Linked DNA regions of Homo sapiens: all the other regions are linked to region 3. The links are chromatin contacts, found by Hi-C or POLR2A ChIA-PET in ENCODE. All regions are on one chromosome and are shown on one strand. The core of a region is the stretch at or near the end of the contact, and the rest is flanking DNA. Distances in the headings are between cores, read along the strand shown. Region 1 has its middle 38 kb from the start of BCL2L14. Region 2 overlaps ETV6 (ETS variant transcription factor 6). Region 3 overlaps ETV6 (ETS variant transcription factor 6).

Region 1 (4,465 bases), core at 288-2,787, 140 kb before region 3:
TTCAGTCTTTTAAAAAGGAGGACATCCTGTTGCTTGTGACATAGATGAACCCAAAGGACATTGTGCTAAGTGAAATAAGTCAGGCACAGAAAGACAAATACTGCATGATCTCATATGTGGACTCTTAAAAAGTTGAACTCAAAGAAGTAGAGAGTAGAATAGGGGTTACCAGGGCTTTCAGGCTTGTTGGGGGGCAGTTGGGGAGATGGTCAAAGAACATAAAATTTCAGTTAGACAAGAGGAATATATGTTCAAGAGATCTATTGTACAACATTGCAACTATGATTAATAACATATATTTTTGAAAATCACTGAGAGATTTTAAGTCACCCCTAAAATGATAACTTTGTGAGCACATGCATATGTAATTAGCTTTATTTAACCATTCCACAATGTATACATATTCCAAAACATGTTGTCCATGACAAATATACATAATAAAATAAAAAAATCCTGGCACAGAGCTGGCATTTCTGAAGTGTTAATTCCTTGTAACGCCATTTCTCAAATCGAGATTCTACCTGCACGCACATACCACAGGCTTCCATCTTTGCTCTGTTTTAGTTCATGACAGCCAGAGTTGCCCTCAAGATTTTCTAGTTTTTTGGTTCCCAAACTGGGATTCCCCAGCTCTCAGGCCCTGAGAAAGTTGTAACTAGGGTCTGTGGGTTAGTTTCAACATGCTGAAATCCTAACAAAAATCATTCATGGGTGGGAGACCAGGTTAAGAAGGGATCAAGTGTCTTCGCCTTTGTCTGTGATATGGACTCACTGTGGTAACTCTGGTTGCATCATGATCATCAGAAGGCCTGCCTGACATTTATACGTCTGATCCCTCAAGACAGAAAGCTTATTAAGCTCCTATTTTAGAGATGCATTCTGGTGGGCAACATCTTTCAGAAACACTGAATTTATGGGAAAAAATAGTAAAGAAGTTAACGAGTCTGGGGCATTGAGATCCACAAAGCTTAAGTAACTTCCCAAGGTCACACAGCAAGTTGGTAGCAGTGCCAGGACCAGAACTGATTTCTGCTGACACCTCATAGCCTGCGTGTTCCACTCCTTGCCGTGCCGTCCAGACTACCTTCTTTTCCACCTGGGTCCTTCATGTCTATCAAATATCACCTTGGAAACAGGCTTTTAGTCAGGATGTTGTAGTGTCAAGGGCAACTGAAGTCTCCTCTACACTAGGACCCCAGGAATCTAAGGGAGAAGGTATTTCCGACCATTTATTATGATTTATAATTTCAGCCAGAAATTTTTCTTCTGCTTCCTTTCTCAATTAGGGAAATGTGTGCTTTAGAAGATTTTAAATGCTTGGTTACTTAAGAGAGAAAGAAAACTCTGTTGCTTGTTCATATTATTTGTGTTTTTTTCCATGCAAAGACAGGAGGTTTTCAGCCAAGGCAAATCAGAGTGGCTGACATTCCCACGGGAAAGTGGGCCGGGCGTGAGAACAGGATGTGTACCTGTCTGGAAGCTGGAGCCTTTGATGTACATCCACAAGAGCCCCAGAAGGAAGCTGTTTTGATAAGCTGTGGTCACCAGGTGGCGCTACACACACGCTGTCAAGTCCAACAGTTTTTCAGACCTGCAGGATTTTTCCAGATTTACCGAAGCAGGAAAAAACAGGAAAAACAAAACGGGTCCAGTACTTCAGCTCAGAATAGTTGAGTTGAAAAGAGGTGGAAAACCCCCCAGACAGCTTGCCCTCTTCAATCGTGTGGCAGAGCATCCACTTGGTGCCCTTCGGATTCTTTGAGTAAATGTGGAGCTGGCTGGCTCCTCAAGGGAGTGTGGAATCAGGACGTGGCTGGTTCCGGCTGCAAGAAAGTCCCGGTTATTCTGCGAGGGCGAAAGAGCTCCAGCGTTAGGGCTTCAGCAGAGGCGGTTGCTAAGGCGCACCAGTCCTTTACTTCGGACCAGTCTGACCTTAACGGGAAAGGCAATTTCCCTTTCTGTATGGGGAACTCATTTCCTTTGTTGCTTTCCTTATTTTCCTCCCAGGGTCTTTTAATTCCATCCTGATTGGGGCCTGAGAGGAGGGCATGGGTGAGGTGTGAACCAGCAGCGCCCTTTCTTCCTTCTCGCTCCGCCCCCAGGCAACACCCTCCAGCACCCAAGCCTACCCTCTTCCTCCAACGGAAAAATGCACACGGCATATCCGTGTCTGTCCACATGCCGGATTTCCCGGCCAGTTCTGATGTGAAATATCTTGAAAGTTTGCTAAGGGGCCACTTTATATTAAAAGAGGATTAAAAAATAAAGAAAATCCCATACCTCCAATCTGAAAGTCTTTTCTTGGTGCCATAAAAAAACTGAGCTATCAGCCCTCTGGTACCTTCGATTCCAGGCCAAAGGCCACTGCCTGGTGGTGACGGCCAACGTGGAGGCACCCAGGCCAGCTCCCACGGCATCTCTGCCGACAAGCAGTGACTCCAGCAGATTGTAGTAGCACCTACACAGCCAGAGCTACACCCAGGTGCTTGCTTTGCTGCAGTTTGGGAGGGATCAATGTTCCAGAGCAGCGGCTCACCAACCTTAGCATGGCTCAGTTGCTGGGCTCCACTCCCAGAGTTTTTGGGTGAATGCGTCCAGGGTGCGGCTGGGAAATTTGCATTTTTAAGAATTTCCCCCTGAGGCTGATGCTACAGTCTGGAGACCACACTTTGAGAACCACTATTTCAGAGTAAAATGCTGGTGGGAGGAAAGGAGCAGCAGGAAACAGCCGATGACTGTGGTGTGGCCGGTCTTTCTCCCAGGCGGGGTGGGGTGTGTGTGCCAGGATTGCAGGGTCACCAGGAGGGCCGGTTCTGTGGGGGCTGCTGAAAATCCTTATCCCTCCTTTCTAGACTAGTGGTTCTGAGACTTGGCAGCACATTGGAATCACTTTGGGAGCTTAAAAAAAGATACTGATGACTGGCTTCTAGCCCCAGACGTCCTGATTTAATTGGTTCACAATGTGGTTTGGGCCCTGGAAGATTTAAAAGCTCGCTAGGTGTTTCTGATGTGTAGCCCAGGTCGAAAAATCACGGTGCTAGGTCCACGTCTTACTGCATTCTTATATCCAGTCCCCAGTAAGTGTAAGTTCTCACCACCCATTCTCAAACCCTTCCAGCTGTCTCTCATACCTCCCTGCCTCAGGCTGAAAAACACTGGCACCTGTCTGAGTACTGACTTCCTATTTATCCTTCAAGACGCAGGCCAAATATTTTTTCCGTGGTGGAGATTTTTCTGGCTTTCCCTAACAGTTCATCTCCTAAAGCACTGTGGATACACTAGAACTATAACCTTTATCTTTCACTTCATCGCAATTACATTCACGTGCTGAATGTAATGATGTTTCAGTCAAAAACCGACTGTATGTATGAAGGTGGTCCCATAAGATTATAATGGGGCTGAAAAATTCCTATCACCTAGTGACGCTGTAGCCATTGTCATGTTGTAGCTCAATTACTTTATTTTAAAAATAAACAGTGTAGCCTAAGTGTACTGTGTTTATAAAGTCTACAGTAGTGGACAATAATATCCCAGTCCTTCACATTCACTCACCACTCACTCACTGACTCACCGAGAGTAACTTCGAGTTCTGCAACAGCCATTTTGGTAAGTGCCCTATACAGGTGTACCATTTTTAATCTTTTTTTTTTTTTTTTTTTTGAGATGGAGTCTCGCTCTGTCGCCCAGGCTGGAGTACAGTGGCCCAGTCTTGGCTCACTGCAAGCTCCGCCTCCCGGGTTCATGCCATTCTCCTGCCTTAGCCTCTTGAGTAGCTGGGACTACAGGCGCCTGCCACCATGCCCGGCTAATTTTTTGTATTTTCAGTAGAGACGGGGTTTCACTGTGTTAGCCAGGATGGTCTCGATCTCCTGACCTCGTGATCCGCCCACCTTGGCCTCCCAAAGTGCTGGGATTACAGGCATGAGCCACCACGCCCAGCCCATTTTTAATCTTTTATACTGTACCTTTTTCACGTGAGGTTTGTTTAGATACCCAAATACCATTGTGTTACAAGTGGCTATGATATTCAGTACAGTTACTTGCTGTACAGGTTTGTAGCCAAGGAGCAATGGGCTATACACCGTAGCCTGTTTGTGTTGTAGGCTGTAGGCTGTACCATCTAGGATTCTGTGAGTGCACTCTATCATGTTCACACAACAAAACTGCCTAATGATGCATTTCCCAGATGTATCCCTGTCGTAAAGCCCTGACTGTATTTCTGTTCATATCTTCCCTCCCTGCTTGATGGTTAATAAAAGTTGGTGATTGAATGAATTCCATAGTTGGAGATAATGTTAAAATGCACAGGTTCTCTTTTTTGTTTTGTTTTTTTTTTTATTGGAGACAGGGTCTCACTCTTTTGCCCAGGCTGGAGTGCAGTGTTGCAATCATGGCTCACTGCAGCCTCGACTTCCTAGACTGAAGAGATCCTCCCACCTCAGCCTCCTTAGTAGCTGGGACCACA
Region 2 (4,685 bases), core at 1,802-4,301, 170 kb after region 3:
CAGATTTGCAAATTCTTTGTCCCACCCCAGTCCTACCAAATCAGAAACTCTGAGAGAACGGCCCAGCAACTGTTTCTAAAAGCCCCTGAGGTGATTCTGAGGAACACCAGAATTTGAGCACCTCTGCATTAATTACATTACAGTGCTTCTCCACGTAGTGGCTAAGTTAAGGCAGATAAGAAAACATCACTTCCTCCCCGGATCTGGCCTCACCTGGCAATGGGCAAAGGTCAAAATATTTGGGTTGTCCATTTCTCTCAGTTTAGGGCCTGGCCTACAACTGGGGTTTGGGAGAGTAACTTCAATTCTCTTCATTTTAGGAGAAATCAGTTTGGCTTTTCTGACTTTACTCTTTGACGTAGAAAGCCTAGGAGAGAACAACAGGCCTTGAATATTCTTAGAATAGTTTAACTCCTTCATAACGTCTGAACATCAGTTAGCAGATTTAATAGGCTGCAGTGCCCCAAAATGTCCACCATTAGATTAAAAATGAAACTTAAAAGAAAGCTTTGCTTCCAGTGTGTTAATTTAGCTTCCAACAATGCCTAGCAGGTGAATGTATCTCTACATTTTACTGGAGTTAACTCAATTATTCAAAGCGATTACAGTTTGTGGATTATCTGAGCCTCCTTCTTCTCCTCCCTGGAGCTGCTCACCTTTTGGCCATTTCACTGTTCATTAGCACCTCTACTGAAGATACCCAGGGGAGAATAAAAGGTGAGGAAACTCAAACCAGTCGACTTTTCTCCTTGTTAGCAGTTCTGATAAAGACTTGGTGGGAGAAGAATTATTATTGGCTAAAACAAGACACTGGGATTATCTATGGCTTCAATTTTCCATGCTCTCCCAGCCCCTAATTATCAGATACAGTCAAGTCAGCCTAACTTTATAGTGACAGCCCAGTCTACAAGTGAGCAGGGGCATAATATTCAAATTCTAGAATTTCCACAGAGGTAACCTATGATACCTTCTTCCTTAAATTACAGCTCTCAAAAATGCCAGGGTGATGGACAACTTTGATCACAGGTGAAAAGGCTCAAAAAGAGATCCCACAGCATTTTAACAGCTGACTTTTCCCACCATTCAAACTTTCTATGACCTAACAGAATATGTACATCTTAATATTTTACTCTCGTAAGAAAAATAAGGAAACTAATGTTCATTAGGCATCTATTATATGCCAGGGTGCCAGACCCTCTGCTGGATGTCTTATAAATATTACCTTGCTTAATTCTAGAACAATTTAGGAAATATTTTTTCTTTTCCAACTTTTACTTTAGACATAGGGTTTACGTGTGCAGGTTTGTTACATGGGTATCTTGCATCCAGGTAGTGAGCACAGTACCCAAGAGGTAGTTTCTGACTCATTAACCCCCTCCCGCTCCTCCCTCTAGTAGTCCACAGTGTTTATTGTTCCCATGTTTATGTTCATGAGTGCTCGATGTATAGCTCCTACTTATAAGTGAGAACATGCAGCATTTGGTTTTCTGTTCCTGCATTCATTCACTTAGAATTATGGTTTCCAGCTCTTCCAACATGGTTACCCATGTTGCTATAAAGGACATGATTTCATTCCTTTTTATGGCTGCAAAGTATTCCATGGTGTATATGTACCACATTAAAACAAAATCAAATCCACTGTTGATGTGCACCTAGGTTGATTCCATGTCTTTGATACTGTGAATAGCGTGGCAGTAAACATACAAGTGTATATGTCTTTTTGGTATAATGATCTAGTTTCCTTTGGATATACACCCAGTAATGAGATTTATGGGCTGAATGGTAGCTCTGTTTTAAGTTGAGAAATCTCCAAACTGCTTTCTACAATGACTGAACTAAGTTACATTTCCCCCACCGGTGTATAAGCATTCCCTTTTCTCCATAGCCTCACCAGCATCTGTTATTTTTTGACTTTTGATAATAGCATTCTGACTGGTGTGAGACAGTATCTCGTCGTGGCTTTGATTTGCATTTCTCTGATGATTAGTGATAATAAGCATTTTTTCTTGTTTGTTGGCTGCTTGTATGTCTTCTTTTAAGAGGTGTCTGTTCATGCCCTTTGCCCATTTTTTAATGGAGTTATTGTTTTTTTGCCTCTTGATTTAAGTTCCTTATAGATTCTGGATATTAGACCTTTGTTGGATGCACAGTTTGCAAATATTTTCTCCCATTCGGTAGGTTGCTGTTTACTCTGTTGATTCTTTTGCCGTGCAGAAGCTCTTTAGTTTAATTAGTTCCCACTTGTCAATTTTTTGTTTTTGTTGCAATTGCTTTTGGGGACTTAGCCAAAAATCCTTTGCCAAGGCTAGTGTCAAGAGGGGTTTTTCCTGTGTTTTCTTCTAGGATTTTTACAGTTTGAGGTCTTAGATTTCGATTTAATCCATCTTGAGTTAATTTTTGTATATGGTGAAAGGTAAGGGTTCAGTTTCATTCTTCTGCATATGGCTAGCCAGCTATCCCAGCACCATTTATGAATAAGGAGTCCTTTACCCCATTGCTTGTTTTTGTTGGCCTTGAGCAAGAAATTTTTATCCTGATTTTACAGACAGGGAAACTGAGGCTCAGGGAATTTAAATCTGAGTTCATAAGTGTCAGAACTAAGAGCTGAACACAGAGTTGCCTTTGCCTCTCCCTAAAAACTGTGCTGTTTAACCATACAACTCAGTCTCAATGGTTTCTTACTTATATCCAGAAGTGTCTTTGACAACACTCTCAAGGCTTATTAGGGAGATGACTGTGCTGATGGCTCTTCGTGACTCTTAAAGATTAATGCTGTGCCTGAACATGCTAACACCATCCTCAGAAGCCCCTTTTCCTATCTTCAGATATCAACTCTTTCCCCTTCTATAATCACTGATACCAATAACCCACAGCTTCTCGTCCTTTGCCAAATCTGTATGAACTGCCACCAGTCCTGTTTATAGCTTCTGATTCGTGGGAGACCAGGCATTTCCTGCATGGTGGGAGCCTGAGGCCACGGTGGGAGAGGGGGCGGTAAAAGATGCCTTTCCTTCCCGGATGACTCAGAGCCAATGACTGTGCCGGAGCCCAGACAGCAGAAGCCTGTGCCCTTGGCGTCACCACAGGACCGCTTCCTATCTCAGTGAGGGAAGTGGCTGAAAGAGCCAGTGTGAGGGAAGAGGAAGGAAGGAGGCAGAGGGTCTGTTACCAGTCCTCATCCCTGCCTTCCATTCCCGCTTCTCTCTTGTCCCTTGCCCCAGACCCACCCCCGTGCTGGATTTTAATGCACAGACTTGCCTTTCTCAGATTCAAGCCTGACTCTGCCCTAGCACCCCCAAAAGACGCCACAGCCCATCAAGTTCCTCCCTGTGAGAGACATCGAGGCCTCTTGGTGTTGGCCAGAGATAAATGCATCTTTATTCAGAGCCCTGTAAAATTACAAACTGGTTTGCTTTATTACTTGTCAGCTGGTCCTTCCTTGCCATCCCTGGTGAGTGAAAGACAGGCTAGCATGACTGCATCTCAGTGCAGGAAAATGCTACAAGAGCTTGTCCTTCAGGGAAGAAAATCTCCTGATGTCTATACAGAGCACTTACTGTCTCTATCACATGACAGACCTAAAAGATCAGGATCTTTCGTGGGTCTATGTTTGTCGGTATTTTTAATATGCATGAGATTGCCCAAAGGGACTGTGAGATAACTTGGGGCAAGGACCACATTTCCTTCACCAAAGAGTATCAACATGATGCTAGATTTCCAGGCAGTGCCTCCTGACTTGAGATGCAGGCCTCCTGCGTGGAGCAAATGGATTCCAGACTCCAGTATACGGCTCCCCGTGGTGCAGGCTTCAGTTTCCCTCTCCCCAGCGGCCTCACTAACAGGGTGGCAGCTTAGCCAGTCCCTGGGCAGCTTCAACAGCTTTGATTAAATCTGGTCTGCTTCCAGTCCTGGAGATGCCAGAGAAATCACACTGATTACCCTAACAGACTGGATGAAACACTAAACACATACATTCTGCACAGCCTCAACAACTTCAGGAGAGAGAGAACCCAGACTCTGGGCAATGCCTGTCTGAATGACTCTTTCTGAATCACAGATCAGGGATCTGCCATCAGCCCTCACAGTGATTGTTCTGCAAGTCTGGCAGCCCTAAACTGATTCCTGCTTATTCTAAAATACAGTATTGAGCACTGGGCTGGCTTCGTGAGTGTGCGACCTGTGACCTGTGCAGTCATACAGAGGTCCTGTGCTTGTCTGAGAATTTTTTTGAGACACAGTCTCACTCTGTTGCCCAGGCTGCCTCCCAGGCTTAAAAGCAAGCCTCCCACCTCAGCCTCCCAAGTAGCTGGGACTACAGGCACACACCACCATGCCCAACTAATTTTTTTTTTTTTTTTTTTTTAGTAGCGATGGGGTTTCGTCATGTTGCCCAGGCTGGTCTCAAACTCCTGAGCTCAAGCGATCCGCCTGCCTCGTCCTCCCAAAGTGCTAGGATTTCAGGAGTGTGCCACCACACCTAGCCAACCTGGGTTTGTTTTAATGCTCTGCTGTGGCTATCTTGAAATTCTTCCTAATTTTTGAACAAGGAGCCCTACATCTACATTCTGCACCAAGTCCCAGTAGTTACCTAGCCAGTCCTGCCGAACACTAACTCCATTCAGTCACTTCAAGACATCTTGTAAGTCTGGGAAGCTGTGCCAAAAGAAATGGGGTGTGGTCAGGCA
Region 3 (4,386 bases), core at 1,656-4,155:
CTCCTAGGGCAAGTCACTTCACCTCCCTGACACCCAGGTTTCTTTTTTGCAAAAGGGAGTTCCTATTTCAAAAATGTATTCAGACTTGGAGCCTAGGCAGTGAAAGGTGGGAATGGTGGTTACTTCATCATTTCGGTAAATTGTCACAGCCATTTGAATTTCAGCTAAAGCGACATTCTCATTTGGACAAGAGATCAGTATCAAAAGACATTGGATCAGAGGGTTCCAAACATACTGGTGAAAGGAGAAAATCCATTGGTCTATTATTCCTCTTTTTCTGTGGGGATACCCTCATCTCCCTAAAGGATTTGGAACATTGGTGATGCCACCTTAAGCAAAACCAAGTCGCCCTGGGTCAAGATCTTAGAGTTCATGTTACCTTCAACATAGCCAGTCTAGCCAATTACCAGTGCTTTCTTCTGATAGAGAGGAGACTGCCTGGCTAGCTTGAGATGTAGGAATGAGAACTTCAAGACCCAAGTGAGAATGCACATCCATCACACGGCAGGGCTCCTTTGCATTTTCCTCTCCTGACTTCAGATTTGTCTCCTGACAACACCCCTAGTACTTAGTGTTGAAATGAGTCACGCCGGGTGGATTAGGCAGGTACAATATAAACTCTGAAAGCAGGGATTATGGCTGATTGAGCTTTGGGTCCCTCAGTGTCCAGCAGGTGCTTCATCAAGGTTTGCTAACTGAATCTGAAATCTTTAGGGTCTGCAGGGTGTAAATACTGTATCCAGGTGCTGGCACTACCCGGGTTTTCTCATAAAGAACAAATGAAGAGGACATTTGCAGTTAGGGGAATTACGAAATCCTTATTGGTAGTACAGATTGATATCCCTTATCTGAAATGCTTGGGACCAGAAGTGTTCTGGGTCTCGGATTTTTAAATGTTTTTTTTTGTATCCTGGAATATTTGTGTATGTGTGTGTGTGTGTATATATATATATATATATATATATATATATATATATATATATATATAAAATGAGAGATCTTGGGGATGGACACAAAGTCTAAACACAAAATTCATTTATGGCTCATATATACTTTATACACATAGCCTGAAGGTAATTTTATGATATTTGAAATCATTTTCTATATAAAACAGTTTGTGTACATTGAACCATAAGAAAGCAAATGTGTTTGTTAGGTGTGGAATTTTCCACTCATGGTGTCATAGCGTTCAGGAAGGTTTGGATTTTGGGGCATTTGGGGGTTTTAACTGTTCAGATTAGGGATGCTCAACCTGTATCTGAATGGGAAATAAAGACTATATTGGAATGAGCGCCTTCTATTTCTTCTTCAAGTGGCTGAAGGTATCATCCTAAGTCTAACATATTCTCCTGGGATATTGCTTTAAATATAGAAATGCTTGGGGCAAAAGGGAATTTCCCTCCATAATTCAACTGTTAAGATTCTTTGAACAGTAAGAGACTGAGTTCTTGCACTTGGGTGAAGAGGCCAGACTGAGAGGCTCTAATCCTAGCAACATCATGCCCTGGTCTCTGATTTCATATTCATACAGAGGGATGCAGTAAAAAATCCCTTTCTCTCCATTCTTAAAATCAGTGGCTTTCACAATACATCAGGTATTTGGCTTAATCTCTGCATTTCAGATAGAATACCAGTCATCTTAGAGGCTGAAATAGGGATCACCATGTCCTACTGAATGCTCTCAAAAGACACCTGCAGCGTGCTGAGATCCAGCAGAATCTCATCACCATTCAAGCAGACTGAGACCCACTCGCCTCATATAGAAGGTCCCTGACCTCCCGGAAGGTTGAATGGTGGGGCGCCTGTGACAGTAGGAGTGGGCTGGCTATGCCCGTGTGTCTACCTGTGCTCTGATAAGAGGCAGGGACAGAGCAAGGCTGAAGAGAGCCTTGATCAGCTCCTCAATTCCAGTGTCCTTGAACCATAGTCCATCTGTTTGCACCCTAGGTTGGTGTCCTTGTCAGTAAGGCCGAGGGAAAATTCCTCTTGCCTGTGTGACCCAAACTCTACATGTCTGACTCAACTCAGAAAAAGCTGGGGAGAAGCCCAGGGGTCTGGTAACTTCACCTGGGAGCTGCTGCTGAGGGCACATATGTATCCCGGAGGAGCTGTGAGTTTCTCCCCCAACTGAGTAGAGGAAACAGAGGGGAACAAGGAGGGGGTGCTTTGTAAGGCAGGTGTAATCTGGATTAAAAGAAATTGTACTCCAAATATTGGATTTCTGAGACCTATATTGGAAGAGTCAATTTAGATGGCTAGAAAAGGAAAAAAAAAAAAAATCTAAAACAGCTTTCAAAAATACTAAGAAGTGGCACTACCCTCATTTTACAAGATACCATCGATCTTATTTTGAGGTGAAAAAGAGCCACAAATGGGTCCTTTCTGAGACACAGCTATGAAAGAAAGAAAAAATAATGTATCCGAGGAATTTCCTGTCTGCCCAGGCTGGGCACACACTGATTGCAACTGAGACTGCCCTCTGGGATCCTCCGTCTCCAAAGCTCTGTGTCCAGTGGAGACCAGGAAACTTTAAAAAAGGTTAGGAATTGAAAAAAAAAAAAAAAAAAAAAAATCAGGTGAGGGCATGAAACTGACCACAAGATGGCCTTTGGAATGGAGCAGAGAGGAGCTTTTCTTTCTCACTAGCCTCTGTTACCTGCTTTGGAAAAATAAATCCCCACTGCAGAATATTTTTGCCCAGTTTCTGGACTGCTGGGCCTGTGTGGTCTTTTCATATTTTCCACTTTGCAGCGCTGCGCTCCCAAGCTAATCCCAAGCTGCCGAGGCCTTCCAAATAACTTGGACAGCCTTCCATCCTTATCTTACGCCTTAGACACATGGTTCTCACAGCCATCTCAGGGGCGGCTCTCTGGACTAGCATGTATCTGTCTGCAGCACAGCAGCATCTGTGATGATTTTGGCCTCCCTCAGATGGGTGGCCCAATGCTGGGATGCGGGTTTGATTCTGTGCTGCTGGCCACAAAGCACCCGGGTCACTGATTCTGTTTAGGTGCCAACAATCCCCAAGACTCTCCAAGAGGCTGAACTCTGTCAGAAGGCATCTGAATCTCAACTGCAGGCAGGGCGGGAGGACAGAGGGGACCAAGGGAAGAACAGAGCAAGAGAGAGAAAAAGAGAGCTCTCCTTTTCATTTTATCTTTTTTAAAAGCATTTTTTTTTTTCAGCCAAGACCCAACAGTAACAGGAACAGACCTGATCCACGTGGCAGGAAAAAGAGGAACCTGAACCCCTCTGCAAGTATTCTCTTTCCTGACCAGCTGGGCTTGCCGCACTTTGTGAGATTTGCAAAAAATATATATATAATAGATATATATTTCCATAGGAAAACAACATCAGATGTCTTCCCCTAGATGAACGATGAAGAGTCAAACTGCAGGTTCTTAAAACAAAAACAAAAACAAAAACACCATGATACTAACAACGGTGGAAGGGTGAGGGTGAGGAATTACAGATGGAGAGATTCCAAATCAGAAGGAAACGTGACATGGAGTCCCAGGCTCATGCCCTCCGCCAGAATTCCAGCCCCGCCTGTGCTGGGTAGTTTGTCTAAGGTGCTCCAGGGTCCCTCTTGGTCTGCAAGAGAAGTGTCCCTGCCATTTCTGGGTCGCTTCCTTTTCCACTCTCCTCAGCCCGCCTGCTCCGTCACACTTCCAGCAATCCTGGTGGGCAGGGGTTCCCTGGGCTGCTGGCCCGCTGAGGTGGACTGTTGGTTCCTTCAGCATTCATCTTCTTGGTATATTTGTTCATCCAGCTCCTGGGACTCTAGGTGCTCCAGACGGTCTGTTCGGCCACTCATGATTTCATCTGGGGTTTTCATAAACCTTTGGAAGAAGAAGTGGAGGAGGTAAGAGATTCCATTTTCCTAAAGCTGTCTTCACTCTGAACTCTAGCCTGTATATAAAGAAAGACTCCATCATCTTATACAGCTGGAGAGCTACTGAACCCCGAGATTAATGTTAACTTAGTGCAAATTAGGAAAAGGTACTCCTTTCTCTGACTGTCTAAAAAGTGGTAAAATGCTTATTTAAAAAGACTAGGGCCAGGCATGGTAGCTCATGCATATAATCCTAGTGCTTTGGGAGGCCAAGTTGGGAAGATAACTTGAACCTAGGAGTTTGAGACCAGCTTGGGCAACATAGCGAGACCCCACCTCTACCAAAAAAAAAAAAATCTGGGTACGGTGGTGTGCACCTGTAGTCCTAGCTACTTGGGAGGCTGAGGTGGGAGAATCCCTTAAGCTCAGGAGGTTAAGGCTGCAGTCAGCTATGATCATGCTACTGCACTCTAACTTGGGTGACAAAGTGAAATCCTAATTATTGGAAAAAAAAAAAAAAGTCTAGGCTGTCTGTGACGTAGTGAGCACCC

The links. A loop is a pair of places that touch in the nucleus more often than their neighbours do. ChIA-PET counts read pairs that join two places held with the same protein, here RNA polymerase II (POLR2A). Pooled maps may share reads with other maps.
Region 1: a map of CD14-positive monocyte shows a loop between it and region 3 (2.9-fold over the local background). The contact joins two enhancer-like sites. A Hi-C loop is called at or near these places in 19 of 168 maps with a recorded cell type or tissue (B cell, CD14-positive monocyte, Caco-2 and 15 more), 25 of 37 single-sample maps with no recorded cell type and 24 of 50 pooled maps. POLR2A ChIA-PET finds 5 or more read pairs at or near these places in 5 of 52 experiments (CD4-positive, alpha-beta memory T cell, H1, PC-3 and 1 more).
Region 2: a loop to region 3 is called in a map of heart right ventricle, with 3 times the contacts of the local background. The contact joins two enhancer-like sites. A Hi-C loop is called at or near these places in 7 of 168 maps with a recorded cell type or tissue (Caco-2, K562, OCI-LY7 and 4 more), 10 of 37 single-sample maps with no recorded cell type and 10 of 50 pooled maps. POLR2A ChIA-PET finds 5 or more read pairs at or near these places in 3 of 52 experiments (CD8-positive, alpha-beta T cell, OCI-LY7 and activated CD8-positive, alpha-beta T cell).

What each region holds. Positions count from the first base shown.
Region 1 is chr12:12,030,608-12,035,072 of GRCh38, reverse strand. No RefSeq gene overlaps it. Among named protein-coding and RNA genes, the nearest start is that of BCL2L14, 38 kb to the left of the region's middle. RefSeq lists a silencer at 1,424-1,718 and enhancers at 2,170-2,269, 2,720-2,769. Within about 2 kb of position 1,537, at least 28 of the 41 ENCODE cell types and tissues checked have a DNase peak (open chromatin) inside an H3K27ac peak, as active enhancers do; they include CD14-positive monocyte, OCI-LY7 and heart right ventricle, where a contact is called at or near this core.
Region 2 is chr12:11,718,282-11,722,966 of GRCh38, reverse strand. The region is part of intron 1 of ETV6 (ETS variant transcription factor 6); the gene reads right to left. LOC124902879 (a long non-coding RNA gene) reads right to left here. Exons shown (of 2, transcript XR_007063212.1): 1 at 4,589-4,685; 2 at 534-3,908. Among named protein-coding and RNA genes, the nearest start is that of ETV6, 71 kb to the right of the region's middle. RefSeq lists enhancers at 2,608-2,757, 2,848-2,907. Within about 2 kb of position 3,051, at least 16 of the 41 ENCODE cell types and tissues checked have a DNase peak (open chromatin) inside an H3K27ac peak, as active enhancers do; they include heart right ventricle, where a contact is called at or near this core.
Region 3 is chr12:11,890,397-11,894,782 of GRCh38, reverse strand. ETV6 (ETS variant transcription factor 6) reads right to left here. Exons shown (of 8, transcript NM_001987.5): 8 at 1-3,842. The coding sequence ends at 3,737. Among named protein-coding and RNA genes, the nearest start is that of BCL2L14, 180 kb to the left of the region's middle. Within about 2 kb of position 2,905, at least 7 of the 41 ENCODE cell types and tissues checked have a DNase peak (open chromatin) inside an H3K27ac peak, as active enhancers do; they include CD14-positive monocyte, OCI-LY7 and heart right ventricle, where a contact is called at or near this core.